2 separate regions of the Mus musculus genome follow, and region 1 is linked to region 2. The links are chromatin loops, found by intact Hi-C in ENCODE. Cell type or tissue: heart. All regions are shown on one strand. Links, peaks and the distances in the headings refer to the core of each region. The heading gives the core; the rest is flanking DNA.

What was found. A loop is a pair of places that touch in the nucleus more often than their neighbours do. Peaks named below come from ENCODE experiments on the same cell type or tissue, not always from the same donor. Only the 100,000 strongest peaks of a DNase experiment are listed, where the experiment ranks them.
Region 1: a loop joins it to region 2, with 3 times the contacts of the local background. A loop is called at or near these places in 2 of 42 quality-filtered maps.

What each region holds. Positions count from the first base shown.
Region 1 is chr16:80,506,249-80,522,697 of GRCm38, reverse strand. No RefSeq gene overlaps it. Among named protein-coding and RNA genes, the nearest start is that of Gm41479, 220 kb to the right of the region's middle. In heart, for the core only: no CTCF peak of the experiment used is centred there; no DNase peak of the experiment used is centred there.
Region 2 is chr16:80,581,147-80,597,595 of GRCm38, reverse strand. No RefSeq gene overlaps it. Among named protein-coding and RNA genes, the nearest start is that of Gm41479, 290 kb to the right of the region's middle. In heart, for the core only: no CTCF peak of the experiment used is centred there; a DNase peak (open chromatin) is centred at 10,125.

The sequences.
Region 1 (16,449 bases), core at 5,328-13,327, 74 kb after region 2:
ATTGATTTTCTTTTGCAGTGAGAAAATTACATTCTTTAAGCATGAAGGAAAAGTTGTTTGTGTGTCTATGTGTGTGAGCTAGGTCCCCATTTTGGTTTTGTTATGCAGGCATTTCTTTCTTTCTATTTTTTTTTTTTAAATTAGATATTTTCTTTATTTACATTTCAAATGTTATCCCCTTTCCTAGTTTTCCCTCTGAAAATCCCCTCTCTCCCCACCTCCCTCTGCTCCCCAACGTACTCACTCTGATTCCTGGTCCTGGCATTCCCCTATACTGGAGCATAGAACCTTCACAGAACCAAGGGCCTCTGCTCCCATTGATGACCAACTAAGCCATCCTCTGCTACATAAATAGCTTGAGCCACAAGCTCCACATTGGTGGTACAGTTCCAAGGAGCTCTGGAGGTACTTGTTAGTTCATACTGATGTTCCTCCTATAGGGCTTCAGTGCCTTTCAGCTCCCTGGGTATTTCTCTGGCTCCTTCATTGGGGACCTTGTGCTCTGTCCAATGGATAACTATGAGCATCCACTTCTGTATTTGCCGGCACTGACAGAGCCTCACAGGAGACAACTATATCAGGCTCCTGTCAGCAGGCTCTTGTTGGCATCTGCCTAGTAGTGACTGGAATCAGCTATTAAGAAATGCTGTATATGGGGATCCACCCCATATACAACCCATATACAGACATTTCTCAATAGCTGATGCTTTCTTTGTAAAGGTAATCACCTGTGTCTTCAGGATTCATGTATCATTTGGACTTTTCCATATATTCTTTTTCTATAAATAAATAAATAAATAAATAAATAAATAAATCTAGCTGACTTTTTTTTTTTTTCTTAATTCTCCATTTCAAGATAAGGATGCTAGGTTTTCACATTTTTTCCTATCGAATACTTATTCTTGATTCCACTAAGGTAAAGGGTGATTTTAATTTTCTCAACCTATAATACAGTTGTGTACTTATGCATTTTCATTTGGTGCTGGTGACGATGAGATAATGTTTTATGGCTTTACATGGCAAATTTACAAACATTTGCGCAAAAAGAGGAAAACAATAAGCAAAATTAATTTACTTTTCATTGTTATTTGCCGTTATCTGATTCTTGGGAAAATTGCTTCCATTCTTCAGAAGACAGTTTACCATTCCAGGGTATGAAAATCCCTGCTGTGGATCATAGGTAGAAGCTCCTTGTAATATAGTATACCTCCACATACACATACACGTAAACATAGACATACACTTAAAACAGTATCTGTGCCTCAAAATTCATCTTCTACGAACTAAATAGATTCTCACAATTTAATTCATGGCACCTGTATTTAAAATTGGTTTATAACTCCTAAACCACCACCTATTGTCCTTTCTTGATTATGTGCACACATGAATTGGCTGATAGCAGCATGAGCAGCCCAAAGCTCATGTGTCAACCCAAAGTTGTTCCCTCCTCACAGGCTTTGTACTTGTTGCCCAAAGACATGTTTTTTTGGTTTATTAGTAGCCATATCTTTTGAAGGACAAGAGCGGGACTGTGTACTACTTCTTTATTTAAAGTTTCTCTGAAGCATAGTACTGATGCTATTTCCTTAACCTTACAGACCAAAAGGCTGCAACGTGACTTACAAAGAAAATACTTCAGCTCCTTGCCTTTCTTCAGGCATGAATTTACATTAAACTTATCTGAAAATTAAATATTCATAAATTCATATGTACTGAATAATGTATCTTTAAATAGAGACATACTTAAAATATCATCACAATCTGAATTTTTAGATTGATAAAAAAATGTGATCAAGGCTTTCTTTTTCTTTGACTTTGTATTTTACCTGGAAAACAAATTCTTTGCTTTCAAATCAGTGTCTTCCCTTAACTTTCTAGAACATGGCAGGAAGAACTACCAGTACTTGATAATAAAACACTAAATAAATAACTGTGTATCACAGTTGATATACAGAGTTTTTGACATCTGTTGAAATGACCTGGGCTATGTTGTTCAGTTACATGACAATTTGGTAGGAAGACATTATTTTCTATGCATCTTACAGGATGAAGCTGGGATGGACACCTGCAGTTAGAGGCCCAACAGCTCTGTGAGATGATGCAATGACTTGTAACTGAGGTGGCATCCCAAAGTTTGAACGATAGTACCTACACACCAGAGTCCTTCCCTATTTGCCTATAAATTATCTACAACTATCTGTGTGGTTGTATATGTATATGGGCATGCATCTCTGCAATAAGAACTTAATGACAAAAATTCTGAAATATAAGAGCTTAGTTTATTTATTATTATTTTTAAATCACCTTACTGTACAGTATTATTGTAATAATAATTGGTATTACAACATGGTAATTGATGTGAATTAGTTACTAAATATTATATTCACCATGTTAATGTCTCCATTATATACCATTTCAGTCATAAAACCAATTCCAATACTATCAGGGCGATATCACAAAATATACTCTATATCATTGCATTGTGTTTGTATTTTTATTATTATGAATTATTCATTCTAGTGTTAATTAGAAACTCATGCTAGTGTCAATTAATCTATGTTAATGTTATGTTGAAAAAAATTCTTTTATTTACCAGAATATGCTACTTAGATATTAAAGTTTTATTAATATTAACAGGTGGACAAGCTGTATCTCATTATTCATATATGCAAATGTGTATTTTGGTAACAAAGTACTTGGTAAGTATATTGATAAGTAACATATTAAAGAATCTTTAGGAAATAATTACCAAATTAATAAATATTATTTTATTTACCTGGTTTGGTCACATTTTTTTTTCCTAGCGGTTGCATTTATTTTTGAAAATTCATAAGGAATACTATTTTTATTTCCTGGAAGTAATGTATAATGTGTGTGTGTGTGTGTGTGTGTGTGTGTGTGTGTGTGTGTGTGTGTGTGTGTGTTTTAATGGCCTTAAACTATTGACATGGGTTTTCAGTGTTCTCTAAGATCTGAGAGCATAGAAACACTATTTTCCTTGACAAATAGCAGGAAGGGAAATTGCAAGATATGTTTGGTTCAGAATGTCTTACACACCAAGATGTATACTGCATTTTAGCTTTTTCTTATAACTGATACACATAGTATAACCTTAATCACTAGTGCACATATGAGCTAGTTTTCCATTAACAAGCATCTGTCAATGAATTAAATGAAACTATATAAAAAGATATTATTGCCTTAAAAACCAACTATATTAATGCAACAAATATAAGATGTCAAGTTACTATCTCTCTTCTTTCAAAGCTGACTCAAATTTAGAACACTTCCAGGAAATGGAGGAATGCACTTGAGAGTCTGACCTTTGACATTTATAACTAAAACACACTAAGTTCTTCAGTGAACTCAATTCCCTTCACTACTCCAAACCTTTCAAATATATTTACCTTCCTTTGAGATTGTATTTCTTGGTCAGTACATTGTGGAGAATACGTTGTAAAATGCTTAACAATGATTTGACTCATACACATGGTGTTATATAAAGACTTCAATAATTGTGTTACCTTATAAAAGAAAAATAACCCCTAAAGATTCTCCTTTTTATATAGTATATAAATATAGTATATAATTATAACTGTGGTTAGAGAAATACCCTCTATAAATGTTGGCACATTCCAGATATATATTTTTTTAATTTTACAGAAAGGTACACTTTATTTTAAATTAAATATTAGTTATTTTGATGATGTTGTGTTTTGTTTTATTGATTTAGGAAAACAACTAAATAATTATGCCTTAGGAAAACACATTTGTAGTTTAGCAAAATATATATTTCACTTTTTTCTTCTCATAAGACTGATCCTAGATGCTTATAAGTATCAATTACTTACAACTTCTTGAAGGAACAACTTGTCAAGTGATGTTCATATAAAAATCTCTTTTAGTCATTTTAATGAGTTCATCATCAATCAATAACTTTTTCTGTGGAAAATGTACCTGTGTTTGTGTGTAATTTACATTGTTGGTATAGTGATTTGGGGAGAGGAGGCGATTGATTGTAAAATACATGGATCTACTAGGAGAATACATCACACACACACACACACACACACACACACACACACATCACACACAAAGCCTATCTAGGAGACTTGGAAAAAAAAATCAAGGTTAGAAAGTTCATGTAGGAGAAGGTTTCTTTGGAATCTTGTTACCTTTAAGGAAGAAAGAGCTAAATGAGTAAAGTAATCTAATCACTAAGTAAATTGTGTGTGATAGATTTTTCATTGATGAGAGAGAACTATGGTAACTAATATTAAGAGTCAATTTGACATATCTAGAATTAACAATGACCAAAGCCTCTGGTAATACTGTTGAGGAGCTAGCTAGGTCAGCTTATCCTTTGGACATTTCTGTGAGGAATCTTCTCTATATTTACTTTTTTTATTAGATATTTTCTTTATATACATTTCAAATGCTATCCCGAAAGTTTCCTATACCCTACCCCCACCCTGCTCCCCTCCCCACCCACTCCCCCTTCTTGGCCCTGGCATTCCCCTGTACTGGGGCATATAACATTTGCAATACCAAGGGGCCTCTCTTCCCAGTGATGGCCGACTAGGCCATCTTCTGCTACATATGCAGCTAGAGATATGAGCTCTGGGGGGTACTGGTTAATTCATATTGTTGTTTCACCTATAGGACTGCAGACCCCTTCAACTCCTTGGGTGATTTCTCTAGCTTCTCCATTGGGGGCCCTGTGTTTCATCTTATAGATGACTGTGAGCATCCACTTCTGTATTTGCCAGGCACTGGCATAGCCTCATATGAGACAGCTTACTCATAGTGGGAAAGTTTACCTTAACTACCAGACAAAGTAAAAGGAAGAAAATAAGATGGCTAATTGAGCCCTAGGTTCCATTATTCTGTGCTGTCAGGTACCAGTTTCAATGTAGGCAGCTGCCTCACAATCCAGAAGTCAAACACTTCTCTCTTTGATGGATTGCACCCTCAACTTGAACCATGACCCAAAATAAACCCTTCCTTTCTTAGTTAGTTATGTCAGGTGTTTTTCTTACTGTGTAAAGTTACCAATACAGTAGTCCTAATGAGTGCCAGAAATAAAAAAATTTAACACATTATATTTGGATTTCTGGTCATCTCTTATTGTGTCTCTTGAATTTAGAAACATTCTATCTATGAAATTAATAGAAGAGGTAGGATACCTGGAAAAGTGCTAAAGAAAACAGAAATAAAGAACAAAACATTGATTTTTTTTTTACAGTCATTTTTAAATAGAGATCATGAAAAGGTGACTACTTTTCTTTTTGCTTTGATTTTCTTCATTTATTTTAGTATTGTATTGTATTACTGTGTATATATGTCTCTGTGTTTAAGATGAATGGGTATAGACCTCAATGCCAATGCTGGATATGTAGCAAAGGATTGTCTTACAAGGCCTCAATGGTAGGAGCGTGCCTTGGTCCTGTGGTGGCTTGATGACCCATCATAGGAGAAGGCTAGGGCAGTAGGTGGACACTCTCATAGAGGCTGGGGAGAGGAAAGGGTGGGATAATATTTTAAATGTAAATAAATAAATTAACCAATAAAACAAAAGAAAAAACTCAGAGGGAAAATTGAAAACTTTTGTAATACACACACACACACACACACACACACATTTGGAAAAATAGCCAGAAATACAAAGATTATTTTCTCTCGAAGCTTCATCTTGATTTCCCGAATGGATTGTGTATTGAGAAGACGTCTGAACATATTATGACAGCCTGTTTTCAATTAGGTCTGTGCATCTTGTTTGGAGTGAAATGATCATAAATCTTTTCCATTTATTTCTTTGTGAAATAGTTTTGTTTCCAGCCATGTTTATAGCTATCCTGGGGCACACAGGGTGTGAGCACAGCTGATGTGTATGGAAGTACACTTTGAGCTCTTTCAATAGGTCCCAATAGCCTTGGCCACAAGAGTAGGGGGAAGCTGGGGAAGAAGAAACCTAAGAGGACAAATGCTGTGAAAGGAAACATCTAGGGAGTGATGAAGGAGGGAGGAATGGGGAGAAAGAAAGAGAACAGGGGAGAATTGTGTATTGATTAAGGTTAGTTAGTCATTCAATGTCCAAACTATGACAGGAAGATGGTTAGAGTTAGAGAAGATACAAGCATATATTTTTGATAAATATATTAATCTTTGGCTAATTTGTCTCAATTATTTGAGAATTTAAGCTAAATTCATATGAAGTAAATTAATGACCTGAAATTATAGTGCAGCGTTGCTTCTAAAAGCACATTTAAAGTGTTAATAACACAGAAATAGATATAAAAAATGCAATTTAACATGTCAGTCTGACACAGACACACCATTTTTAGTTTTGTGATTTGATCCAGAGAAGCTCTATCTTATAAAATCGATGAACCACAATAATAACCATGATTTTAAAAGGATACATGGAATATAGGGAAGGAGCAACAAATTATCAAAGGAAAACACATATAAGCAATACTTCCTAGAAAACTTTGATATGGCATGATTGCCATTACTTTAAAGTTCTCAGGTTTAGATAGTACTTATATGATTCTATTTAAATAATAATAGATTCTAATGCTGTTTTAAGAAAGTAGAATGTTTGATTGTGTCCTTTATAAATTTTCTTTCAATTACAATGTTCACCAGCCACTGGAACAATAATTAGTCTACATATTGATAGTAATACATTGAATAAACAGAGCAATGTCACTATGATCTTTAGTATTGCCTTTATTATTATTGGTTCATATCCTTTGTGCAAAACATTGGGATTCATGGTGACATTTGCATAAATTCTAGGATGTGCTGAGTTCTTTTTGGCTTTGTGTACATTCATCTCAGTCTGCAATATTAGAATAAAGATGACATCTACAGATGCACAGAACATTGAAAAAAGGTTTTAGATCCAAATCAGAACTACTATACTTAAGAGCAACCATCCATATTAACCCAAAAAGATGAAAATATTTGGTATATAAATAAGCAATATTAAATAGGTGTGGCTTCAGACGCCTCTAATCTCAGATGCCAGCATGAGAATTGAGAGGTCGGAGAGCAGTTGGGGTAACATATTAAAATCAAGCTCACAACAAAATAAAGCAAAACAGTCAAATTAGCAAATGCTAAAATCCGCCATCCCACAGAGCTGCAAATGGGCTTTACACATGTATACTTCTTGTGATAGTTTTTGTTTAATCTTTTTATATTTTATTTTTAAAGGTGAATGAGTGAGTAAATTAATGAATGAATGAAAACCCATCCACTACAGTAAAGGTTAACAACTGAACTGCAATGCCCATTAGGGGAGGGCCACATCAACCAGGAGAGGCCTCATGCTTAGGAGTAGTTGACCAACATATAACAGACTCCACATATTTTTTGGTGTGTGATTTTATTTGGTTAAATTTTGGGTGTGGGGGAGTTGGTGTTGTTTGAAGAGGAGAGGATTTTGTTTTAAGGAGGAATATTGCTTTTTCTTGTTTTGTTGTTTTGGAGGGTGTTATTCTTGCATTAAGTTTTTTGTTTGTCTTTGTTTCTTATGAAATAATTTCAATTTGAGTGGATAGGAAAGGGGAGAAGATTCAGAAGGGCTTGGGTGGAGGATCAAATGATCAAAATATATTTAAATTTTTAAAGAATTTTATATAGTAAACTACTCAAAAACAAAAATAGTAACATTTATTCTATATATCACCATATATTTTCTTATTGCTGTAATCCCAGTACTTGTACAAGGACCAATTTCAAGCTGTGCTTTAAGTATGGTGTCTTTTCTGTTTATCAATTTATCCAGTAATCCTACAACATTGCTGAGGTAGATTCTTTTCCTCTTGAATTAATTGAATTCTGTTGCTGGAAGGTTCTAAGAAAACCAGTGAAAGAGCCATCTGGAAAAACTGTAGGAGACACACAGAGATCACCAAGATAACCCATGCCTAAAGTGATTTTTTTTTCCAGTGACAGTGCAAGCAGAAGCAGTTGTGATTAAAGGAAGATATACTAAAGCAGAAGTTGTGGTTGTGAAATCCTCTGAATGCCAGCATCTTTCGAGATGGAATGAAGTCTCCTTACAGTGTCCAGAGAGTGAGCAAAGTAGGTTGTTGCCATGGAAAGGGTCACCCTCCAGTGATCACTAAGAGAGGAGCTATTGAAGTACAAACGCTGTAAGAGCAGAAACTGACAGCTGTCAATGCAAGAGTCAAAGGTCCACAACATCTTAAGGTTCTTGAAGAAAAGAAAACATTAAAGGGCATGTAAGTTAAAGAGCTGTCATTAGGCTTCTTGCTTTGTCGCAGAAGAGGGAGAGTCCTCTTTTCCTGGGGCACTAGGTAGGTGTTAAATGTGAATGTGTAATCAAATAACCTAAGATGTTATTATTGTTAATAATCAGTGCTTTTGTAATTTTTTTATTATGGCAAGCACCTGCAGATATTCATTTTCTTGTAAAATAAGCTAATATTGTTTACAGAAAGACAGTTCAACTTTCCAATTAGCAACTGATGTACTATTGTTGACTATGCTGCTTCCCTTAAGCAAAGGGACCATCAATCAAACAGCAAGCAAGCTTATCCTTATGCCAGCCATTTTGGAGATTCCACTAATACGTCAAAGACGTTCAGAAAGATCACAGCTGCATGGTCTGGCTCCTGAAGAGGCAACCGCAGCCAGCCTCGTTTCATATAGTTTGTTATGAAATTTTTGCTAACACAATTGCCAGTGAACCAATATCCTCCAGCCATTTTTATCTGGACAACATGAGACCTATTAGAACAATCATTTTGTCTGAAGTGGAGGGAGCAATGCTGTAAACTGCGCAGACACAAACTTTTGTTTGCACACTAGGTTAGGTTTGCTGTGATTGTGCAAAACACTTCTGGCTGGATAAATAAAATATTTTACATAGAGAGTAGGTTAGTGAAAATGTCAAGCTCTTTATATGGCTTTACAGATCTAGGTCCAGTAAAAAGCTTCTCTTATCTGGCTTTTTCTTACTGATTTTTCATAATGTCTGCTAAGCTGATAAAATACTGAAAAAAAAAGTAGAAAATCACCAATGTCCCTAAGTTGGTAGAGGGCCATTATGAGAAAACAGCAAAATAACTGTTTGCTTGATAGTAGAAAAGGAAGCTGGTTCATTTAAGCAGTCCAAGATATAACATATGGGTGTCTAAAGCTAAGGAAGGGGGGAATCTATAAGGAATCAGAGAAGAGAAGAGAAATTGAACATTGCCATATATTGGAGACTTCTAAGGTGTAACAGGCTTCAGGCCAAGGGTCGTAGACATTTGAGCTGGTAACTGTATCGCTGGCTGTTGTCAAGGGACAATGAATCCCAATGTACTGCTTGCCTAGAGGCCACAATACCAATGGCTACCAAGGCTAACTCATCCTGATTTCTTAGACATATGAAAGAGCTTGTAGCTATTGCTTATACCTTAAGAACCCTGATCCCTAAGGTCTACAGGAAAGCTGTTACATGAGAGAATACTATCTGATATTTTTTTTCTACCTGTCCTCTGTGATAGCTAGCAATTCTCCAAAGCCATCTGGTACTACAACTGTGAAAACTATCTCTTGAAGACTTCTTGCCTACCTATTTTTTTTTAATTGTAGGGAAAGCAGATGATCCTGCCAGATGAGTCATAACAAAAGCATTGAAAGTTCTTATCTCATTCAAGGAACAGCTGGACATTTCCTGTTTCACTTCCAATAAAAAGTTTTCCTATGTACCGGATGAGACATTGTGTGGTCCATTTGTGGTTTATAAAGAACATGTCTATTGTCTCTAAAGGGAAGATTGAAGCATTAATGAAGAATTTCCTGTAATTTAGACTACTTTGACGTGTGACCACTTGGTGACCTGTACTGCATTAAGTGTAATGTTTATGAGCCTTTCTTTTTACACTTCAACCCTTAGAACTGTCTCAGAGAAAGCTGAATACTCAACTCAGCTTTCAAAATAGTTGGTATCAAAATAGCTTGTGTTTGTGTTTAAGCCTCGACTGAACACCGAAACTTTAAAAATGTTTCCTCTTTGTGGAAGTCTCTGAGACCACTTGCATGTTAAAGAGCATTTTTTTCTATGTTGCTATTACTGTATAGTTGTTCAGAATACTGTATTGGACTAGAAGAATTAATGTCATTTAAAACAAAACAAAAACAAACAAACAACAAATAAGTGTTTGTTGCTAGGTCCAAAGTTGGGACAGGATTGTTATTGGGTAAACAGAAACATAAGGTCAGAATTTCTCAGGACTCTTATAAGGATGGGGTTCTGCTTACTGGAACATTTCTTTGATCCATCCTCACAGGTCAAGTACCTCAGGCAGGGACAGCTAGGTCAAGCCTAATTAACCGGTATCATCTTAAGGAGCCCCATCCTGATTGCCCATAAAATCTGGTTGCTTTTCCCACATTTTGTTTCTTTCTGCACCATTTCAAGAGACAGACATGGCAGTCGGTTCCTCAATAGCTCTTTCTTTGTTCCCACCGCATTTTATAATTGGATTGTTTTACTGCTCCCTTCATACAGCAATGAGATTTATTCTCTTATGGTTTTAGTAAGGTCAGATTAGGAAATGTTAGTCTCAGTCAAAGAGTTTAATCACAGAGCTAACCAAGGAGGAATGCTTCCTAGTAGAAAGCCACGCTCTTGTCTGAAACAGGAATTTGATTCCTGAAACCCACCTTATGGAAAGAGGGACCTAAACCTTGTCAAATATCCTTTCACCTCTGCAAAATAATTGTGGCACATATGTTTCTCTTTATCCCCCAAATACATAAATGTTAAAAAAAAATTAAATGCCACTCATAGACTAACAAAAATACCACAGGACATTGAGTAAATGTCAAACAACTATGGTCTAAATTCCAATTTTAAATTACTATATAAAAAATAAAATAAAAATAAATGTGGTAAACAGGAAGAGAATTTTTCTAGAGTTGTTTTTCTCTGTCAAGTGTCAGAGAATCTAAAGAACATTGCCATGCAATTGTTAACTTGCCTGAATATCTGAACTGAGAAGTATACAGGTTTGATTGACCCTGACCTAAGAGAAGGTCATGATGGTGGAGAAGCAAACAAGCAGTCAACACTTATTATGGCTTGCTAGGCCTCTTAGAATAGGCATATTCTATCCTTTTCTCTTAAGACCTATCATCTTCATGACTGATAGGAAAAACTTTTGGAATATATCATTGTTTGGCAGACTTCTAACCTCTAACAACTCTGAAGCTAACATCGCAGAAGAAGAGAGTCTTCCCCTATGCTGCAGCCCAGCAACCTGACTGGTAACCAACATAACCTGTAAAGGCATTAATTTTAGACTTTATTCTCTTTGTGACTACAAAGACTCATATAAACCCTTCCAAACAGGAATGCGCTATTAAAGGTAAAGTGAACTTATGTTCCCCACCTATTTTTATTGGCTAAGAAAAAACCTAATTTCTTCTTTTCTTGAAAGCTGAATTGTTATTACATGTGACATTTCTCCTGGCATATAGAATTTTGTGAGCTCATTTTTTGTAGTGCTTCAGTTTTTTTTACATACTTCAGGTATATATATGTATATATACATATACATATATTTCTGAGTTCTTGTTATTTATCTCTATGGGAAACATTTCCTGATGTAAGGCCTATGAACTGGTTACCTTTTGCTGGATTCTCATGATCTAGCTTTAGGTCTAAAACAAGTCGTGTGCTTAAACCTCAAGAACATAGTTTCATCAACTCTCTTCCTTATGGTAAAGCTCAAAGTGTTGTGCAAGGCCAGTACATGCTTTCTCCATCTATAGCTGGTTTGTGTCCTAAAGTCCTATTTGTGGTAAAGTATCATGACTCTTCAGAAACAGATGGCCATACCTTGTTTCTGAGCACTGCCAAATTTGGAATCTGTATCCTAGACTTTATCCATGGTCCAGTGGACAGAGATTTCTATGGTGCTTCTGTGAAAGCTTGATGCCACTACATGTTGTCATGACAGAGTAACATATCTCACAGGCCTCTTGTTCTGCACCTAATCCTGCTTGGAAGTAGTCAGATGGCTGTAACGATGGCTTGTAGAGCATTGGAAGACCTCCCTTTAATTCAGAGACTACTTTGAATTCTGAGCTGTCAGGATACATATAGAATTTGTTTAAAATTCAGCTAGTTTAACAGTATTTACAATTTTATTACAAAATTGTTAATATTTTAGAAGCTTTGTGACATCTCTGGGCCTATAAGTTTGTTGGCCTCATTTTTGTGGGGTTGTGGGTCTATGGGTCTGTACTTCTATGGATCTTCGGGTATATGGTAGGTGACTCTGTGTGGTTTTTTTGGGTATGTGAGTATGGATTTGTGGGTCGATAGACTTGCAGACCAGTCCTGGGTAACATTTCTTTCTGTAGATCTTTCAAAAGGTCAGACATTTCATTTGTCCTTTCTCCATCTTAATCATATGAATTGTGATTCTCATTTTCAGATGGTACCTTGCCAGAGGGCCTTTGTGATCTTAGCTATATAGTTTGGTAGAATGAGATGTCTAAATATAGTTTTAACGACTATCTGAAAGCTAATATAAGTTATTTAGTGTGATGAAACACAACAAATAAAAACTCAATACTAAAAATTGGTTAGCTTTTCTGGAGCTGTGTTCCAGTAAGGGACTATAATCCCTAAATGCTGCAAACTATTGCCAATGCTCTGTTATATAGCAGAAGTTGCCCTATAGTCTAGATAGTATTTTGATGGGAGCTGCTGTGCATGCTATTGGAGACGATAAATAATCATCAATCACACCCAGCTATGATATTTGTTTATTACAATAAAGATTGGCAAGACATGTGCACTAATACAACAGTGTAATATATATCATAGGAGTGACTAGCGTTTTTCTGATTGGATATAAGACTCATTCTAAGTTGAAACCTATGTTGAGCATGACTAATAAAACATGCACCTGTATGTAGGTCTTGTATCAAAATCTATTTTTAGTGTGCAGAATAGTAAACTAAGTTCTAATGACTTAGCTTGAAATCCCTAAATTGATGCCTCTCAACCTTTACCACAGAAACTTCTCTTTCTGGTAAATGGCAGGTAACACAGAGACCCAGAGTCAGCAAGATGCAGAGAAACAAGAGACTATAGGAGTGCTCAGCCATAAATGGATATCTATATTACCTATCCACCTTCAAAGGACCAGAGATCATTAGAGAAAGAAGGCAGAATGATTTAAGAGTTAAACACAGTTGAATATGACACCAAGGAAACTATTTTCTGAGTATAGCCGGGCATCCGTATATATGAATCCATAGCAGTAAAGACAACATGTAAAAGAATGCTCATGTCATGTTAGACAAAATTTCACCTCAGAAAAATTAATTCAAGATAAATACTCACTTCCAGCTAAGAAACTATTGTCAATTAATAGCTCTTAGGAAACAGAGAGTCTGATTGTATTTTTAAGTGTATGAACTCTGGTGGATTGATCACACTGAAAAAGAATGTCACACAGTCAAAAGTATAGGAGCACAACTCTGAAAAATGGATTTATAACAAACTAATCAAAGAAGATGAATAGTCGGATGCTCAGGGAAGAGAGGGGATCTAGGTGGTGTTGTGGGAGAACATAAATAAGAACAAAATACATTGTATGAAATCTCCAAGTTTTTATTTAATATTTAAAAGCATACAGATGTCCATAATTCAGTTGACTGGTCAAGGTAATGATTTAATTGTTTCCTCAAATATCAGGTTCAAGAAAAAAAATTAGTCTTTATAGATAACATGTTATAGGGAGACTTTTTTCTGAAACTGAAAACAAGAGAATTGTGCAAGGTGGATGACTTGCTGAAACCATCACATATGTAGTGAAATGTATCTAAGTTGTTTTACTGAATATGTTTTGTGGTTAAAAAATATCTAAATAGCTCAACTGATCTTTAAAAAAAGATTGAGAAGTTGTTGCATAGTTCTTTTTTAAAGAAACTACTCCTTTCATAAAAATATCAGCAACCTAACGTAATTGCTCATTATATTTTAGTTCTAAGCAAGTCTGGCATGTGTATGTAGGTGAATGTGTGTATTCACCCATACATGTGCATGTACACACACACACACAAATACGTGTGTGTGTGTGTGTGTGTGTGTGTGTGTGTGTGTGAATGAATGTGGAAAATAGAAGAAAGAAATCTATAAATCTATTCTGGTGTCTTCTTTGATTGCTCTCCACTTTTTTCATGTTTGTTTGTTTGCTTGTTTGTTTATTAATTTATTTAAAACAGGTTCTCTTACAGAATCTGAAGTGCACAAATCATGCTGGATATGTTGGCCTAGTGAGCTCCAGGGATCTCTCTGGTCTGTGCCACAAACATAAGAAGGGCTGGGGCTACAAACTTGAGCTGTCATTCTGTTTTTAAATGTGGGTTCAAGAGAGCAAAACTCAGGTCACTTATTGCTCACTTTTCTGACAGAACTCTTTCCTTAGCCACCAAGATTGGATTTGATATTATATCTTAATCCAATTTGGTATAAAAGTGCATTTCTCATAATTAGAAGTGACAATGTTTATTCTAAATGTGTGCTATCCCTTCTGAACATTAATGTTCCCTCAACATTAAGTATTCTATTTTCCTTTTTAAAAATAAAACTAAATGTTTTTAAATGCAGCCTATGGACTAGTATTACTTAAGTGATAACATAAAAGCAAGAATTCACATCTGGAAGACAAATAGGTCAGCTTGGTTGAGCATAGTAAAAAACATGAGAGCTTTGGGGAAAACGTCAAATAGGATAATTACCAATGTTATAAAGCTATAAATGACATTTTCAAGTAAAGAACTTCTGTAAATTAGATCAAGATAACCCTTTTGGTTATTGAGATGCTTAAGTGGAACTGTTTGGGAGAAATTCTTGCTTTTTATTCTGCACCTCTGCTTTATTCCCCCATTACGATGATTTTATAGTGAACATGCCTGCTTGTAAAGTAATTTTAGCAAATGTTTAAAAGTATCTTCCGGGCTGAGTGTATTAAGTTTTATATAAGCCATGTTTTCAATGTTCAGCTTTATTGCAGCTATGTCCGTGGACCCTATAGTGTTTATGTAAGCTGCAGGCTACTGCCATCATCTTTAGAGCAGCTAGCCAACTGCTTTTATGTCTTTAAGATACTCTTACAGCTAAAATAACATTGGCAATAAGCACATGGGGAAATAAAGACACATTTCAGCAATGGACTTCCTGAAAATTCTGCAGATCTGATGGTTGAATAGGCCCATAAGTGCTTTGTAGTTTTGCACATAATCAAGACTGGGATTTCTTCTGAAACTTTTATCCTTAGAATGAGGTTATTTTCACGGAGGGAAGGGAACCCGCTTTGATAAAACCCTATATGGGAAGGATTCAATCGATATGAGAGTACTTGCTCTTTCATTCTTCTTTTGGAGTGAAAAGAGCTCGGTTAATTTAAATGGTTCTAGTTTGGTGAAGTTTTTGAATCGATTTTATGGGTTCTTCTTAGAATTCAAATGCAGTAAAAGTAATGTGCAATTTCTCACCCTTTTTTTTTTTTCATTTTTCTTCCTCTAAGCGTTTGAGTTATTGCTGGTCTATAAGCAATCATCAAAATTTAAATTACCAATGTTCTGATTTTAAGGTAAAAGTTCTTGGAAGTTAAAAAGGAATATAAAATAATCACAGTAATCTTAAGTAACAAGTAAAATTTAGAAGGTCCAGTTAAAGAATTGTCTACATTTTTTTATTTATAATTCTTTCTTTACTATTATTTTTATTGGCTCCAAAAGATATTATCTTATTTATCTTAAGATTATTTTCTTTTTACTTATATATGTGTTCAAGTGAGGAATCTGTATAAGAGTCCAGTGCCTCCCTAGTCCAGGAGACAGCATCAGGTGTCATGGAAGTGGAGTTACAGGCTGTTGTGCCTTTTCTAATGGAGGTGCGAAAAACCAAATTCCGCAGCATCAGGAAGTGCTCTTAGCATGTGAGCTATCCCTCCAGGTCTGCAATTCTTTTTTCCTTTTAAATTTTCCATATTTAATAGACTAAATCTGAAACATTATTATACAGTATAATCTGTATAGAATATTGATTATATATTTTATACATTTTATTATGAGCTTTTAAACATCAGTTTTATTTTTCATATGTGTAAGTATATGATTATGAAAGATATATCTCCTGCCAATCAAAAATGTTAAAAGATTCACTACTTGATAATTTTCCAAATATGTCTTTTTTTTTTGTGTGTGTGTGTGTGTGTGTACTTCCTCATCTCCCATTATAATGAGGAAACATTATAAAAAGTTGGTACTTGACACTAAAAGATGTTTATCACTTTGAAATAAAATGCATAAAGCTCTAACAGAGAGGAAAACTTAAGCAAATAAATCGTATAACAATAGCAAATAAAGGAAAAAAAAACATTTTGTTGTGAGCTGGACTCC
Region 2 (16,449 bases), core at 5,732-13,731:
GTCATGTATAACACTATAAGGGTGGGGTTCAGAAAGGAGAAGTAGACTCTTCACTTTTCCCTAGAAACAAACCAACAAAATATTCTATTAATTTCTTACTTCTCAAGATACGAAGGTCCATATCACATGATTTAGTTTGTTCTATTCTTTCTGCCAAAGACCCAGGAAATAAGGATTATTTAAATTTGCAGTTGCAATGTTGGGCTTTCCAACACTTGGGTGTAGCAGGAAGAAGACTGTGTCCCAGAGAATATGACATCAGGGATAGTTGGTCTGAATCCTGAGAAAGGATAGTGTACTGTTTAACACTGTCTGCAGCCAATCAATACATCTCTTACTTGTAAATACTGTGGAATTCTTTAGGAATAGCTGTTTTACCCATGCTTTCTGTATGATTCTAGCCTTTTCTACAGTGCTCATTTTTCATGTCACATATAATGAAGCTTTGCATTTTTTATCTTGATCAAAGTAATGCTTTTATCTGAGCTCTCATTAGTGCCCATCAAATAGTTTTCTCTTAGTATACAGCACATGGTTGTAGAACCTAAATTTTTGTTTCCTAGGATTATGCAAGTACCTTACATTAGTACCTTAGTGTTATAAATCATTCAACTTTTATCTGCACTGCTTCCTGATATAAAGGAAGCCATCAATCTTTGTAATTTTTGATAAATGCTGAAGGCAAGCATGTAAACTTATTGCCAGAAGTGGTCATGGAAGATACATAGACTTTCTCCACTCTTCTAAAACCAGCCCAGAGATAACTATTTTATGAAATTTAGGTTTTGGAACATTATATCATCATTTATTGCATCAGCATCAATCGATTTTTTTTCCTTCCTCAGTTTCTCTTGTCACTTATCACTGTATCATTGCCACATCTCAATGAAACATACAAATATAATGGTTTCATAGTCAAGAACAAAATACATTTATATTTTTGTTGAAATAATATCGTGTGTATTGTGTGGCTGCATCACTTGCCAATTAAAAACCTAGCAAATGGGAAAGGATAGAATATAAGGTGGGCATCCAGGATGCAAAATTCTGGGAGAGGGCAAGCTGGGGAAATTCTCAAGGGAAAATGTAGCAAGATGAATGTATGATCGCTGAGCACTGGTGAACAGCAAATATAGATTAGAATAAATGGGTTAATTTATGTGATAATATACTCAGAGAAGGGCCTAGCTATATGGCTAAAATAATTGTAAAAGATCAAATCTGAGTCTTATTTCTGGAAGCATGAGTCTGTGAGGAAACACCAGTCATTACATATACAATATATTTTAGATTTTCCTTGCTACTGAATTTATGAGAAAAATGAAATCTTTTTTATTAGATATTTTCTTTATTTACATTTAAATGTTATCCCCTTTCCTAGTTTCCCTTCCAAAAATCTCCTATCCCCTTACCCCTGCTCCCCAACTCATCCACTCCCATTCCTGGTTCTGGTATTCCTCTATAATTGGGCATAGATCCTTCACAGGACCATAGGACTCTCCTCCGACTGATGACCAATTAGGCCATCCTCTGCCACATATATAGCTAGAGCCACAAATTACACTACATGTTTTCTTTGATTGGTGGTATAGTTCCAAGAAGATCTGGGGTTACTGGTTAGTTCATATTGATGTCCCTCCTATAGGGCTTCAGTCCCCTTCAGCTCCCTGGGTATTTCTCTGGCACCTTCATTGGGGATCTTGTGCTCCATCCAATGGATGGCTGTAAGCATCCACTTCTGTATTTGCTGGGCACTAGCAAAACCTAGCAGGAGACAGCTATATTAGGCTCCTGTCAGCAGGCTCTTGTCGGCATCTGCCTAGTAACTGGGTTTGGTGGTTGTTTATGGGGTGGAACCCCAAGTGGGGCAGTCTCTGAATGGTCGTTTCCTCAGGCTCTGCTCTGAACTATATCTCCTCCAATGGGTATTTTGTTCCCCATTCTAAGAAGGAAAGAAGTATCCTCATTTTGTTCTTCCTTCTTCTGGAGTTTCATTTGTGTTGTGCAACTTGTATCTTGGGTATTCTAAGTTTCTGGGCTAATATACACTTATCAGTGAGTGAATGTCAAGTGAGTTCTATTGTGATTGTGTTACCTCACTCAGGATGATATCCTTCAGATCCATCCATTGCCTAAGGATTTCATAAATTCATTGTTTTTAATTGCTGAGTAGTACCCCATTTTTAATAGAGTTATTTGGTCTTCTGGAGTCCAACTTCTTGAGTTCTTTATATATATATTATATAAAGTTCTTTATATATATATTATATATATATATATATAATATATATATATATATATTAGATATTAGTCCCCTATCTGATTTAGGATTGGTAAAGACCCTTTCCCAATCTGTTGGTGGCCTTTTTGCCTAACAGAAGCATTGCAATTTTATGAGGTCCCATTTGTCAATTCTTGATCTTACAGCACAAGCCATTGCTCTTCTGTTCAGAAAAATTTCCCCTGTGCCCATATTTTTGAGGCTTTTCCCCAATTTCTCCTCTATATGTTTCTCCTCTGGTTTTATGTGGAGTTCCTCGATCCACTTAGACTTGAACTTTATACAAAGAGATAAGAATGGTTCAATTTGTATTCTTCTACATGAAAACTGCCACTTGTGCCAGCACAATTTGTTGAAAATGCTGTCTTTTTTCCCACTGGATGGTTTTAGCTCCCTTGTCAAAGATCAAGTTACCATAGGTGTGTAGGTTAATTTCTGGGTCCTCAATTCTATTCCATTGATTTACCTGTCTGTCATTGTACCAGTACCATGCAGTTTTTATCATAATTGCTTTGTAGTATAGCCTTTCAAAATTGGCATTGTATTTCTATAATTTTGGGAAGACACACTCTCTACAAACTACCACTGTTAGGCAAGGGTGCAAAATGCTTACTCAAGCAGCTATTTCAAGACCTTCTACCTACTGTACAGCCATTGGCTCTATCAATGTGTTAGTCAGGTAGCAAAGCATGATAGAGGGCTAATATCCAAAATATATAATGAACTCAAGAAGTTAATCACCAAAAAAACAAACAATCCAATTCAAAAATGGGGTGTAGACCTAAACTGAGAATTCACAACTGAGGACACCAAGTGAGGAAACCTCAGTCCCATTTGGGAGAGAGAAGAAAGCAATCACAAGTGAGGAGGGAGAGAGAGAACTGGGAGGGAAAGTGGGCAGGATGGAGGGGAGTCAGGGGGTAGAGGGGAACATGACACTGGTCATTTGTACTTTCATTGAAACCTGTGGCCTAATGCAGCCACTTAAAAAGCATTTTAATTCTGCCTCCTGTGTCTATAAAACATAGGACTCACGAAAGAGAGCCCTGTGTTCTCATGCAACAAATGCACAATTCCTCAACGCAGGGCACAGGGTAGATGCATGGGGCATATGCTAACAGTCATTATGGATATTAACTTTCATATAGAATGGTTTCACATTCAAAGAATCATTATGCCTTCACCTTGTATCTTAATTTTGTCCTTACTCATATTTTAACAAACAGGTTTAACTCTGGTTATGCAAACAGAAACCATAGATAGCTTCCTAAATTCATGTGTTCCATATTTTCTGTTTTTTAACACGCCTACTCCTGGCTCTTAAATGCAGCATCTTTTAAATTAGATGCTAAGCTATAATGAGGCCTTCATCCTAGCTCCACCTAAAGAACTCCAGGGTAACTTGGATTATTTTATTACATCTGTCTTCAATAATGGAGGATTTTTGTCTCATATTTGATTATTCATTCTGTTTTCTTCATTTGGCTAAGACCTAAGCTTTAAAGAGGAAAGCACTTCCCCCTTGCTCATCATTATTTGTACAATATTGATTATCTGACAGGAAATTAACAAGTAGATGAATAAAGTATGATTAACCATGGGAAAGATATGCTCACCCTATAGCCTTTCCAACTTGTTTTAATTTTTCATAAAAAAGGATATATTTATCTGGATGAAAATCAATGTAAAAATACACCCCAGATAATAAATAATTTTTCCATTTTTAAATGTATTGTAACAATGATTAAAATAATGATTAAAGTCTTTACACAGGATATTCATTTAAGAACCTTGTTTAAAAAAAATAACCCTGGATATAGAGTTTCAATAAAATTGGTATTAATAATGTATAGGGGCTATGCATAGTATTATTTAACTCTAAAATTTGCAACACATAGCAAGCAGGTAGTTGACAAATATAAGCAAAGAACAAGCATGGAATAAACAAAATATGATAGACTATTCTACCATCACAAGCTGATATAGAATATAGGAGGATGATAACCTGAAGCACTTTCTAGGTTCTGTGAGCTCTCTGTGAATATAACATATTATAGAACATATTATTATGTAAATTGTTAAAGTCTTCTATAATTGAAAAAAATAGCATAAAATTAAGGCCTGTCACCAAAGCACACAAAAGTGAGATTTTGAGCTTATTCCATGATCTCATTATAATGTCATGATTTTTAGGGTCACATCTACTTACAGGTGCATTGACAGGTATTGTTAAATGTCCCATTTTTATATGCCACACAATGGTAATTTTACCAAAAAATGAAAATGCACTAAAGTTGGGTTAGAATGGAATATATATTTCTTGTATATATTTGTATATTTCTAGCAGAATGCTTTCATGAATGCATTCTTCATGCAGGTTTTTCAAAAACCTGTTAAAAAGGGGGTAATTCTTTACAAAGATTTTTCAATCTGTCAATTTGTGTTTTCATGTGCAATCCTAGTAACCTAAGCCATTATTCATACTTTTTCCCCCTCCTAGGTACCAAACTCTTGACTTTGTATAAAGTGTCAGTGTACATACATAGCAACATTATTTCATGTGTAACTCATCTTTATTCCATACTTGACTGAAGAAAAGTAGGGAAAAAATACCTTTGAAGGTGATTTCCAGGAAGTCCCTGGAGAGTGGCTGAGTCAGCTACTAACTAGAAAATTCTCCTTTAAACTTCATCTTCCTTTTATCTGTCCTCTATTCACAATCACTTGACCTTCAGGATCAAAGTTTGCAGCTCCATTATCTACTATTTAACCTTTTGCATATATAGCCCAGACTGAAAATGATGAATCAGATAGAAGGAAGGACTGGACTCTGATGGTTCAACAAAGTTGCTATGCTCAGCCTAGAAATTTACCTTTTAATTCCCTTGAGGTGAGAAACAGTGAGAAAGTACTTTATTTTATCCCAGCTAGAGGCAATTCCTTGCTCTTCCAGCTGTGTATTTGCAAGGGAATATGACTGATTCTTCCACCAAGTCGTGAAATTAATGAAATCATTAATTAAGTCATTGATTTATATTTTTTCAAACGCACTCCCATTATTAAACCAAATGATCTTGTTTTTATTAAATTATCAGTCATCATAATTCCCACAATTATTTAAATAATATGAGCAGTGTCAATCATATAAATTAAGAAATGTTTCCACTGACTGATAAAATAGTGTGGTAATCATACTATATTTTAAATCTTACTTCTATGTCTGAACTGGCAATAGAGAACAAGAGGATTACAGAATAATTAAAAGATAAAAAAATGTATTTACTTAAAAATATTTGGTCATAACATATAGGGTGTCTGTATAGTACTACTATGTATTAAAATGCTAAGTACTGGCCCCCAGGATCTGGTTGTCCCATGACTACAATCTGCCCTGCCTGCAAGGTTTTGTGGAAAAATGGTACAGAACTTGTGGAAGTGGCCAACGAATGTTGGCTTTAACTTGAGGTGCACACCACAGTACACAGATTAAGCCCATGCTTATTGGATGTCTTTATCTGGGTCCTGCCCCTGAAAAACCTGGGAACCCAGCTGAAGAGAAAAGCAAAGGATGTAGACGTTACAAGGAATGGGGCATATGAGGAGATCCTGGTCCATCCAATAAGTAAAGCATGGCTCACAAGAACTCACAGAGAATAAAGTGTCAAGCACATAGCCTGAGTGTGTGTGCATACATATTATGGTCCTTTACTTGATATTTTTGTGGGACTCCTTACACTGGAATTAGGTTTATCACTGAGGACTTTTGCCTTATCTGTATCATGTTTTGTCCTGTTTGGCTGCCAGCTCTTGCGAGATTTCTCTTTTTTAAGGGAAACAGAGTGGGAGTGGATCTGGGGTAGAGAGGAGATGGAATGGATCTTGGAGGAGTGGAGGGAGGTAAAAGTGAGGGTAGGATGTATTGTAGGAGACTACTACTACTACTACTACTACTACAACTACTATTATTATTGCTAATAATAAATAATCTATTTTCTGGAGCTAGTTTTCTATAATATTTTGTACACTGTGGTGGTTTCAATGAGAATGGCTCTTATAGACACATATGTTTAAATATGTGGTTCTCAGTTGGTTGATCCACTTGGAAAGGGAGAGGAATGTGATCTTGATGGAAAAAAAAATGTGTCTCAGGGTTTGGCTGCTAGGTGAGACTGGCAGGCAGGCTTTGACTTATCAAATGATGAGAGCATTCCCAATGTGCCTTTCTTTGACTCTTCTTACATGCGTTCTCGCGACCGGCCAGGAAGAACGCAACAAACCGGAATCTTCTGCGGCAAAAGCTTTATTGCTTACATCTTCAGGAGCAAGAGAGCAAGAGCAAGAAAGCAAGAGCAAGAAAAAGAACAAGAACAAGAAAGCAAGAGAAGAGAGAAAAAGAACAAGAACAAGAAAGCAAGAGCAAGAGAGCAAGAGAGAGAAAAAGAACAAGAACAAGAAAGCAAGAGAGAGAATGGCAAAACCCCGTCCCTTTTAAGGAGAATTATCCTCCGCCTAGGACGTATTACTCCCTGATTGGCTGCAGCCCATCGGCTCAGTTGTCATCACGAGAAAGGCAGAACACATGGCGGGAAAACTGCCCCTGCACGTGTGCAGATTATGTTTACCACTTAGAACACAGCTGTCAGCGCCATCTTATAATGGCAAATGTGAGGGCGGCTCCCAACAGACTCTAATCATACAGATCAAGATATGTGCTCTTAGCTGATCATACCTCCATGACTTTGATCCACCTTCATTGAGTTGAAACCTTGGAAATGAAATTATCAGGCATTAACAGACACACACACTCACATACACACACAAGCGCATATACACGTATGGATTACATCCAGTAATTTAGTGTCATAAATTAATTTTATTTTAAAATTTGAATTATTTCTTTCTCCTTTTCAATTTTTCCTTCAAAAATATAATGTTCCAGTTAAGCTTATGTTTAGGCAGCCAGGTGGATGGCTCTGACACTGCCTAGAGACACAATAGTACAGTAAACTCCCAGAGTCTCTGGCTCTTAAAATCTTTTAGAACCCTTTTCTACAATGTTCTCTGAAACTTAAGGTGTGGGAGAGTATCGTAGCAACTATTAATGGAAAAAAAAATTCACTTGAAATCCAGCAAGGAGAAGTCTGTTGAAAAATTGAAAGGGGGAAAGGACTGTGATGTAATTATATTATATAACAAAACATAAAGGAAATATAGAAATAAAGTGAGACATTATTATTACTTTTGAAATATTCTATTCATTATATATAATACAAAATGTAATCATAATGCTAACTCCAGCTTCAGCCACTTCAGATTTAATGTAAAATTTTAAGATTAACTGATGCTTTACTCTATTTTTTTTTATCTTTCTAGTCAAAGATGAGAGAAATTATAAATTTTAGATTTTGTAAGGTAAGATACTTTCCATTCTGATGGCCATTTAAAAGTGACAAGTAAAAGGTTTAAACTTAATATGATAAATGTTAATATTCTTTTATCCTTTCTCTATAGGATGATCAGATGAACCCACTTTCAACACACAGTTCAATCTCTGTTATGCAGTCTTCGTCTTATCTTTTCAAACATGTTTATAGTCACGTCATGATGCAGAAAGCAGCAATTTATATGGAAGTCAAATTTCCCTCTGGCATAATTATTATAAAACATTTCCAAGATTTTATGGTAATTTTAATAAGCAAATGCTACTGTATTATTTTTACTTCCATATATGAATTGCCCTTCTCATTAAAATTTTGATAGAACTGGCACACCTGAAGGATTGTATAAATAATTAACCATGGTGTGATGGATGCCAAGTGTCAAAGGAGACCATGGAAATACATAGTGTTATTTAGCTGAGGAAGCCCACCATTTCTTTTTATTCCCTATGTATTAATATATGAATTTCTATGTCTCTAGACTAATGTCCAATGAATTTTATATAGCTTTGAGATATTATACATACTCAGGAATTAATTTTGAATTTTATAAAATGCATATTTATAAGCTCAGTGTCCTGGTCAGATCCACCCTGCCCTCGGGCAGTGGGGTAGGTTGCTGAGAGACTACCAAATATCTAAAATTGGCCTGAGAGATATAACTTATTCATAGGTACAGAAACACTTGGCTCAGTGTAAGAGCCTACACCTTTTTCTTCCCCTTGAGCCTTCAAGAGTAAGGCCAGTGTTGACCTGCTAGGTGTGCAGCTCTTATGCCATACACAGCTCTCCTTACTTGCTTATTGAGTCGAGAGCTCTTCCTTATGTCCTAGCATGGAAGCATTGCACCTGCCCTTTGTTCCCATGTATTTCCAAGAAACAGCTTGTCTTTGGCCAACATCCAGAACACACCTGCAAACTGAGACTTCAAATTTTAGTTTCATTCAAAATCAGAGGTTAACCTAAGCAACATTTGTATAAAAAGAGGTGTCCCAGTGTTCAATTTGAAATTATATTACAAACACATAGAAATAACACTTGATGCTATTGCACAAAGAGAGAAATATCACTCTATTGAGTGGAGTTGAGGATCCAGATTTGATCCCACCTAACTGAAGTTACCTAATTTTTGGCAAACATGCCAAAAACAAACATTGGAGAAAACAGAAAACATCTAACAAATGTTCATTGTTAAACTGAATTTCAACATGAAAAAAGAATGAAACTAGCTCCTTTCCTCTCATCTTTCTCAACAACAGCAACAACAATAACAACAACAAGAGCAACAATACCTCAACTCCAAATTGACTGAGGATCTCAACATAAGATATGTTTCACTGAAAAACAACAGAAAAATAATGAACAGTTACTTTTAGTCAGAGGCAATGCCTTTCTACACAGGGATGTGGGAGTTGAGGAGTCAAGAGCATCTGAAGTCTTGATGGCAGAGCTGGAGACTCTAAGTAAGGTCGGCTTTCTGGAGGGACTGTTTACTTGAGGCCAACTTGGTTTAAAGCTTCACCACACATGTGGTTTCTTCTCTCTGCCTCATGTTTGTGAATGAACATGTAAACTGACAGCTTCCTGGTCATGCCACATGCATCCTTACCTGTTAGTGCTATGACTCAGAATGATGAAGTACTTTTCTACATCTTGGCCCATAAGTCCAAATAAACTTTTTTTTTTTCTACCAAATAATCTCTTTGTTCAATTGCCTCAGTCATGGGTGTGATCAAACTTAACTATAAGTAGAAGAACATAAATGCATTCATAATATAGCTCTGTACAAAGTACAACTCTGTCTGAAACACACACACACACACACACACACACACACACACACACACACACACAAATACCCCTCAATATTAGGCCAGCCACATTGGATATGATAAAAAAGAAAGTGAGAAGTAGTCATGAACTTAAAGGCAGAGAAAGATTTTGTAAACAGAATACTGACTCTACAGTCACTGAGAACAATGATTAAGATATAGACACTCATGAAACTGAAAAGCTTCTGTACAATAAAGCCACCATCATTTGAACAAAGCAGCAGGCTACTGAATGGTAAGAGATTTTTACTACCTTCAAATCTGGTAGAGGGATAATAGCTAAAGAGTAAAAATGCAAGAAAACTTAACATCAAGAAAACAACACCTTAAAAAGGGGTTGTAGATAGAAACAGGGAATAGCTAAAGAGGAAACCCAAGTGACTGTCAAATAATTAAAGAAATGTTCAACACCTTTCTTCATTAGGGGAATGAAAATCATAGCTAGTTGAGATATTTAATAATGGTTAGAATACCCAAGAACAATAAAACACATGACAGCTCATTCTGGGGAGGAAGTGGGAAAAGGGAACACCCATCCTGTGCTAATGAAGTCCAAACCCGAACAGCTGATATGGACATCAGTGTGGACGTTCCTCAGGAACCTGGGAAATGACCTATGTTGATATCTCGTTGTAACACTCTTGGGTTTATAATCAGATAACTGTATATTCTAATACAGAGACACTTCCTCAACCATAGTCATTGCTTCTGCAATTTCTGCCTATTATTGGAAACTGTTAACAGTGTACAAGCCCATCAATGGAAGAATGGACAAAAAATGGTGTGTTTACATAGTATACTACTTCTCTGTTTAAAATTATCATGAAGCACACAGAAAAAAAAATTAGATGGAACTAGGAAAAAAGATCCTGAGTGAGGAAATCCAAACCTAAAACAAAATTTGATATTTATTTGTCTATATGTAGATATAAGTCTTTAATTAGCAAGGTACAATTTTTATAATGATAGAAGTTATTTATGCAGTAAATAACTTAAGGTAAGGGTGCTTCTCCTTACCAAAGAGAAGTAGAATACATAATTATGGATGGATTTGATGCTAGAATTTGAGCATCAATAATGTGGAGAACAAAGAAAGGGAGAGGGACAGCTAAAACTAAGGGGCATTTGAGTCGTTGTAAACCTAATATGTTAAAAGTATATATACACATATGCATATATATACACACACACATACCTATATGTGTAAATAATTATATATGAAAAATCTACCAAATACTTGGGAGACAAGCCTAACTAGATATTTCCCCCAAAGAAATGAATCATCCATTCTGGAAATGGGTTACATTCATCCAGGTATTGGCCAAAGGGGCCATAGGCATTCTATAGAGCCCAGGATAATCCCTAGGCAATTGGTTGTGCTTCATGAACTGAGGTTATATTCATGTTGCCAAAGATAACAGCTACAAAACTCACTGAACAAGAATGAGTGCTGCTGGCCCAAACTTAGTATCTTTCTTTATCTTTATGAAGTACTGTTTATAGTCCTGCAAGTGCTATGCATGCTACCAAGGAGAAAGATAGAAGCAACCCACCTACAGACTGCAGTATACGATAGAAAACTGAATTATATTTTGTATTAATAGAATGATTATGGTAAAAGACACAAATGCAGGAAAGAGAAATAGCACTGACAAAGTTCCTAATAATATGAGTAATGTTTGACTTGCATAATTCTGTCAACATATTTTTCTTTGCTCATATGCTATTTATTTATGCAAATTCATGGTGCTGGCTAAGTTTAGTCTCATAGTAAAATGTGTACAAAAGTCACAAGTCTACCCTACTCCAGTACTCTGTTTTATTTCACTTATCAAAAATTGATTGGGAGTAGGAGAATTATTCACAGGACTTATATACAGATTAATATACATAAAATATTGTGTGAAGCTCTTGCCTGGTCAAATTGTCTGTGACATTTAACACTTGTAATACTTACTTGTGGCAGTTTTTAGTCACTTGTAGTTAATATATTGATAATGGTTTTTTAGTATCCTGAAGTTGGAATCATTCTGGCAAAAACATCGATTTTGAGTAAGGCAACTCAATGGTCCCTGAGTATGTATTATTTGTCCTTATCTTTGATAATTAAGAGATGTGTATACACATAGGGACAGCAAATCTCAGCTAGAAAACGCTCATCGGCAAAGCAAACGGAAGAGTTAAGCTGACTGGGTCAAAGAGGTTGGACTTTATTGTGAAACAAAATATATTTCTGTTGGTTAACATACAGGATCTATGGTGTTTCTTCAGAGCGTTTGCAGACACAAGCACCTCATCAGTCCCCTGTTATTTTTCTTCCCTCATAGCATCCAAGCGCATGGTATAAAGATTTCAAACGCAATGCTTTTCTGCAATTAATTTAAACAAAATCCCACAGAGTCGTGAAAATAATACATGCATAAGCACTGAAAGTGACAATGAATTGTGCTCCATGTTTTTTTCAATTTATTTTTGCTCTATGATTCTATACATCACTATCTTCTATAATGTAAAATGAATGTAGATTATTTTATCGCATATCAAAATGTCAACACAAATAATTTTCACATAAACTTTTATTTTTCGATGCTTTTCAATTACAGGTTAAAAACAAACAAACAAACAAAATATTTCCTCTGAATTTTTTGCCCTATAACATCATAATAAATATTTGCTAACACTCTAATTTCAAAATGTGAGCTTTTGTGTATTATTTAAAATAACATTCGCTTTTCTTGAGCTGTTCTACAACTCAGAGCTGTTTCACAATTCAGGATAATTTCTGTGAACATAGAAACATTATTTAGAGATTGATAAATCCATACTCACATTTCCTATCTTACTTATTGTGAACCAGTGTGAACCAGCGCATACACGTTATAACTCTACAATTGTAGTAAACACAATGGCAAGTGTTTTACTGGTTTAGATGCCAAAATTCCTTTATTTTACAATGATATATATTCAAGAAATTATGGGTCATGCATGATTCATGCTTTCAGACAGATTTGTGCTATATGTTTTATTTTGGAAGATTTGAGTAGTCATTTTACTTTATTTTCAGTGTTTTTGTCCTTATACCTACATTTGTGTGGGAAGCCCTGTTGCTATTTACGTATTGTAATGGATATACACAACCACAAAACATCGGAACTTGTTATAGCATAAAATGTGTGTGTTTGTGTGTGTGTTTGTGTCTATGTGTGTGTGTAACTTGAAAGTGTGTGTAATATGTTTATTCACATGGGTGGAGGGTTCATGTACACATCTGTGTGTGGGGGCTTACAGGGATTGAGAACAATTTATGGCATTATATTCCAGGGGGCATTCACCTCAAGTTTCTTTCTCTTTCTCTTCCTTCCTTTTTTCCTTTCTTCCTTTCTTTCTTTTTCTTTCTTTCTTTCTTTCTTTCTTTCTTTCTTTCTTTCTTTCTTTCTTTCTTTCCTTCTTCCTTCCTTCCTTCCTTCCTTCCTTCTTTCTTTCCTCCTTTCTTTCCTCCTTTCTTTCCTCCTTTCTTTCTTTCTTTCTTTCTTTCTTTCTTTCTTTCTTTCTTTCTTTCTTTCTTTTTCTTTCTTCCTTCCTTCCTTCCTTTTTATCTTTCTTTCCTCCTTTCTTTCCTCCTTTCTTTCTTTCTTTCTTTCTTTCTTTCTTTCTTTCTTTCTTTCCTTCCTCCTTTCTTTCTGTCTTTTTCTTTCTTTCTTTCTTTCTTTCTTTCTTTCTTTCTTTCTGTCTGTCTGTCTGTCTGTCTGTCTGTCTGTCTTTCTTTCTTCTTCCTACTTTAACTCTTTCTCCTCCTCCTTCTCTTCCTCTTTCTTCTTCATGTGTGTGTGTGTGTGTGTGTGTGTGTGTGTGTGTGTGTCTGTCTGTCTGTGGCAGTGGCACTGGCACTGGCTATTTTTGGCCTACATCTGCCTATTAGTTTAGTTTAGGCTGGTTACAAAGTAAGCTGTAGTGGATGCCTGTATCTACCTCTTTCTCTTTATAACTGGGATCAGAAAAGCACATCATGGTATACAGAGAAATTTATGTGCATTTAGGTATAAACTCAAGTCTCAACCATCTCCTCACATAGCCTAACACATGTGAGACATTGTTTTGAAACAGATTTTTTTCCAGGTGTGCTTGCTAAATCTATTTCAACATGGCACCAGCTCTAGTCATGTGAGAGGAGGAAACCATGATTTGGAAATGCCTCCATAGATCCCACTGTGAGCCAAACTGTAGAGCATTTTCTAAATTAGTGATTACTGTGGGAGTGTATAACATGTTTTGGGTTGTGGTTACCCCTGGGAAAGTGGTCCTGGGTTATATAAAAAAGTAGGCTGGGTAAGCCATCTGAAGAAATTACATAAGCACCACCCTCCACTGCCTCTGTATCAACTGTGGCCCTTTTTGAGTTCATGCCCATTCCTTCCATTACTTTAAAATTGAACATGTAATAGATGGTAATATTATATGTTTTGTTTACTATCATTTTCTGTTAGCATGAGATTTATTGCTAACATCCTGTAGAGTGATGGTGATATGTTAAATCAAGAGCATTTCATCTTTTCATTTTTTAATGAATAATTTTATAGTCAGAACTAAATATAATACACTAGACCTATTGGCCATTACTTTTTATGTTTTTCTTTCTTCCTTGTCTATACTAAAGAAGATGTCAATATTGGCATGTTCTTATATCTTTATTCTCAGCACTTGGTAGTAAGGGCATTGGGTGTCTCTCAGCTCAGGACTAGCATGGTCCAGATAGAAAGTTCTATATCAGGCAGTACTACATGGTGATAAACTGTCAAGCAGAAAAGTGAAACTGGAGGGGGAGAAAGAGGAGGAAGAAGAGAAGCAGATGTTGTAAACATCAATGGTTTCATTGTATGAGACCAGTGCAGGCCTATCTCATGCTGAGGAGTATTTAGGCAAAACACAAAATCTCAATTATACTTTTGTAGACATTTTGTCTCATTTTCCTTGGTTTTAGCTTCCCCCCCCATCTTATTGATCTTTCTTTTATATTTTTGTTTCTTTTTTGTGTTATTGTTAGTGTTCATGTCTATGAGTGTGTGTGTGTGTGTGTGTGTGTGTGTGTGTGTGTGTGTGTGTGTGTGTGTGCCTGTGTGTGTGTATGTGTTGTTTCTTGTTTTATTTGTTTGGTTCATTTTGATTTTGTTTGATTTTAAAGAAAGAGAGAAAGAAAGAGGCATGGGTTTGGGTGGATGGGAAGGTGGGAAGTATTTGGAGGAGAGAAAAAGTATGATCAGAATATATTACATCATACTTTTCAACTAAAATAAATAAATATTAAGAATATTTACAAAAATATTCTAGGAACATTTTCAATATAATAATATATATTAGTAATAATTCACAAATCCCTCATAATATTTTAAGTAAGTTTACAGGTTTGTACTGAGCTGAATTTATAGCTCTCCTGGTTTTTTTTTTTAGGTCACAAGTTGTGCATAATATAAAGCCTTTAACTTTTCTTATGTTTATAGCTGAGACTTCAGCCAAACTTCAAACCTTGTTTCCCTCTGCTTGTAACCATTCAATTGATTCTACCTTATGTTTATGGTGATAGGAAAGAGCTTCATCATGACCCTATGTCATTTCTAATGTGTGATAAAGAAACAGCAAGTGGATTTGAATAAACTTAAAACATTAATGTGTAAGTAAAAGTCAGAAAAGAGTTATTAGTGATATACCTTTCTTATACCCTTCATAGCACCAACAGTGACAGCTAAAAGCTAGCAAAGAGTGAACACACATTATGTGCAAATGTGAAATGTTATTCCCACCTGAATACCACCCAGCCTTGTCCATGCGAAGTCAAGGAAGGAAGCAAGGATACTTGGTAAGTGAAAGATAAGGAAATATAATTTCCCAGTTAAGTAAACAAGAAGAAACAAGAGGCACATTTCTATTTTGGATGGGAGTGATATACACTTTTTTTTCCTATTCTTCACAGAATGATAAGGTGTCTGCACATTCTAGTTTACTCCTCTCCAAGGACTGACATTAACCAGTCAGGTAACTATGAACAACTCATTTTAATAGCCTTATCTTTTTCTTCCAAAATGTAAGTGAGAGATTTCTAATAGGCAGTAATTTCACCTTGCTGATATTTACCATGAACCTCAAGGCATGCTTGGTGTTCAGAACAGAACACAGAGCACTGTTTAAAACTGAAAGTAGTTAAATATGTTTCTTATTAATCAAGACATAGAGAAAGCTTTTATTTTGCTCTCAAATATTAAAGACTGTTTTTAAGCTTCTCAGGTATTGATCAAGTTGCATGTATTATATACTTAATTTTAACACTTGTTTTACATTGATCTGTGACATGGACATAACAATGAACAAATAAATACTGCCCTGAAGGACTTGTCACTTCTGGAGTCTTCCTTTTAACTTTAGTGACTTGGATGAAATTCTGCATGTTAGGATGGCTATAGGGCTTAGAGCATTTACTTTTTTGTTCAAGTACATAAGAAACATAGTATGAGTGTCTATTCCTTTACAAAAGCTACTATATAGTGTGTTATGTACCCCATAATGATGATAGTTAGGAGTAAGGGTACTGACAGGGAAGTGTCATGTTCAACAAGCTCATGAAGATTTTTGATTCTTATAAAAAATAAATAAATAAATAAATAAATAAATAAATAAAATAAAATGGGCCTTCAGGAAACACCTTATTGCTTCTGGCACAGATAAGAACAAAATCACAGACTATATAAGTTAAAGAATTTTATATGTCAAAGTGCTGCAAATTGATAGTTGATAAGCAAGGTATTAATAATGCTGTTTTCTGTGGAAGCTTCAATCAAACAAGGTATTATTAAGGTTGGTTTCTGTGTTACCTTCATCCTGGCTTGCAGATGATCACTCTTACAATGTC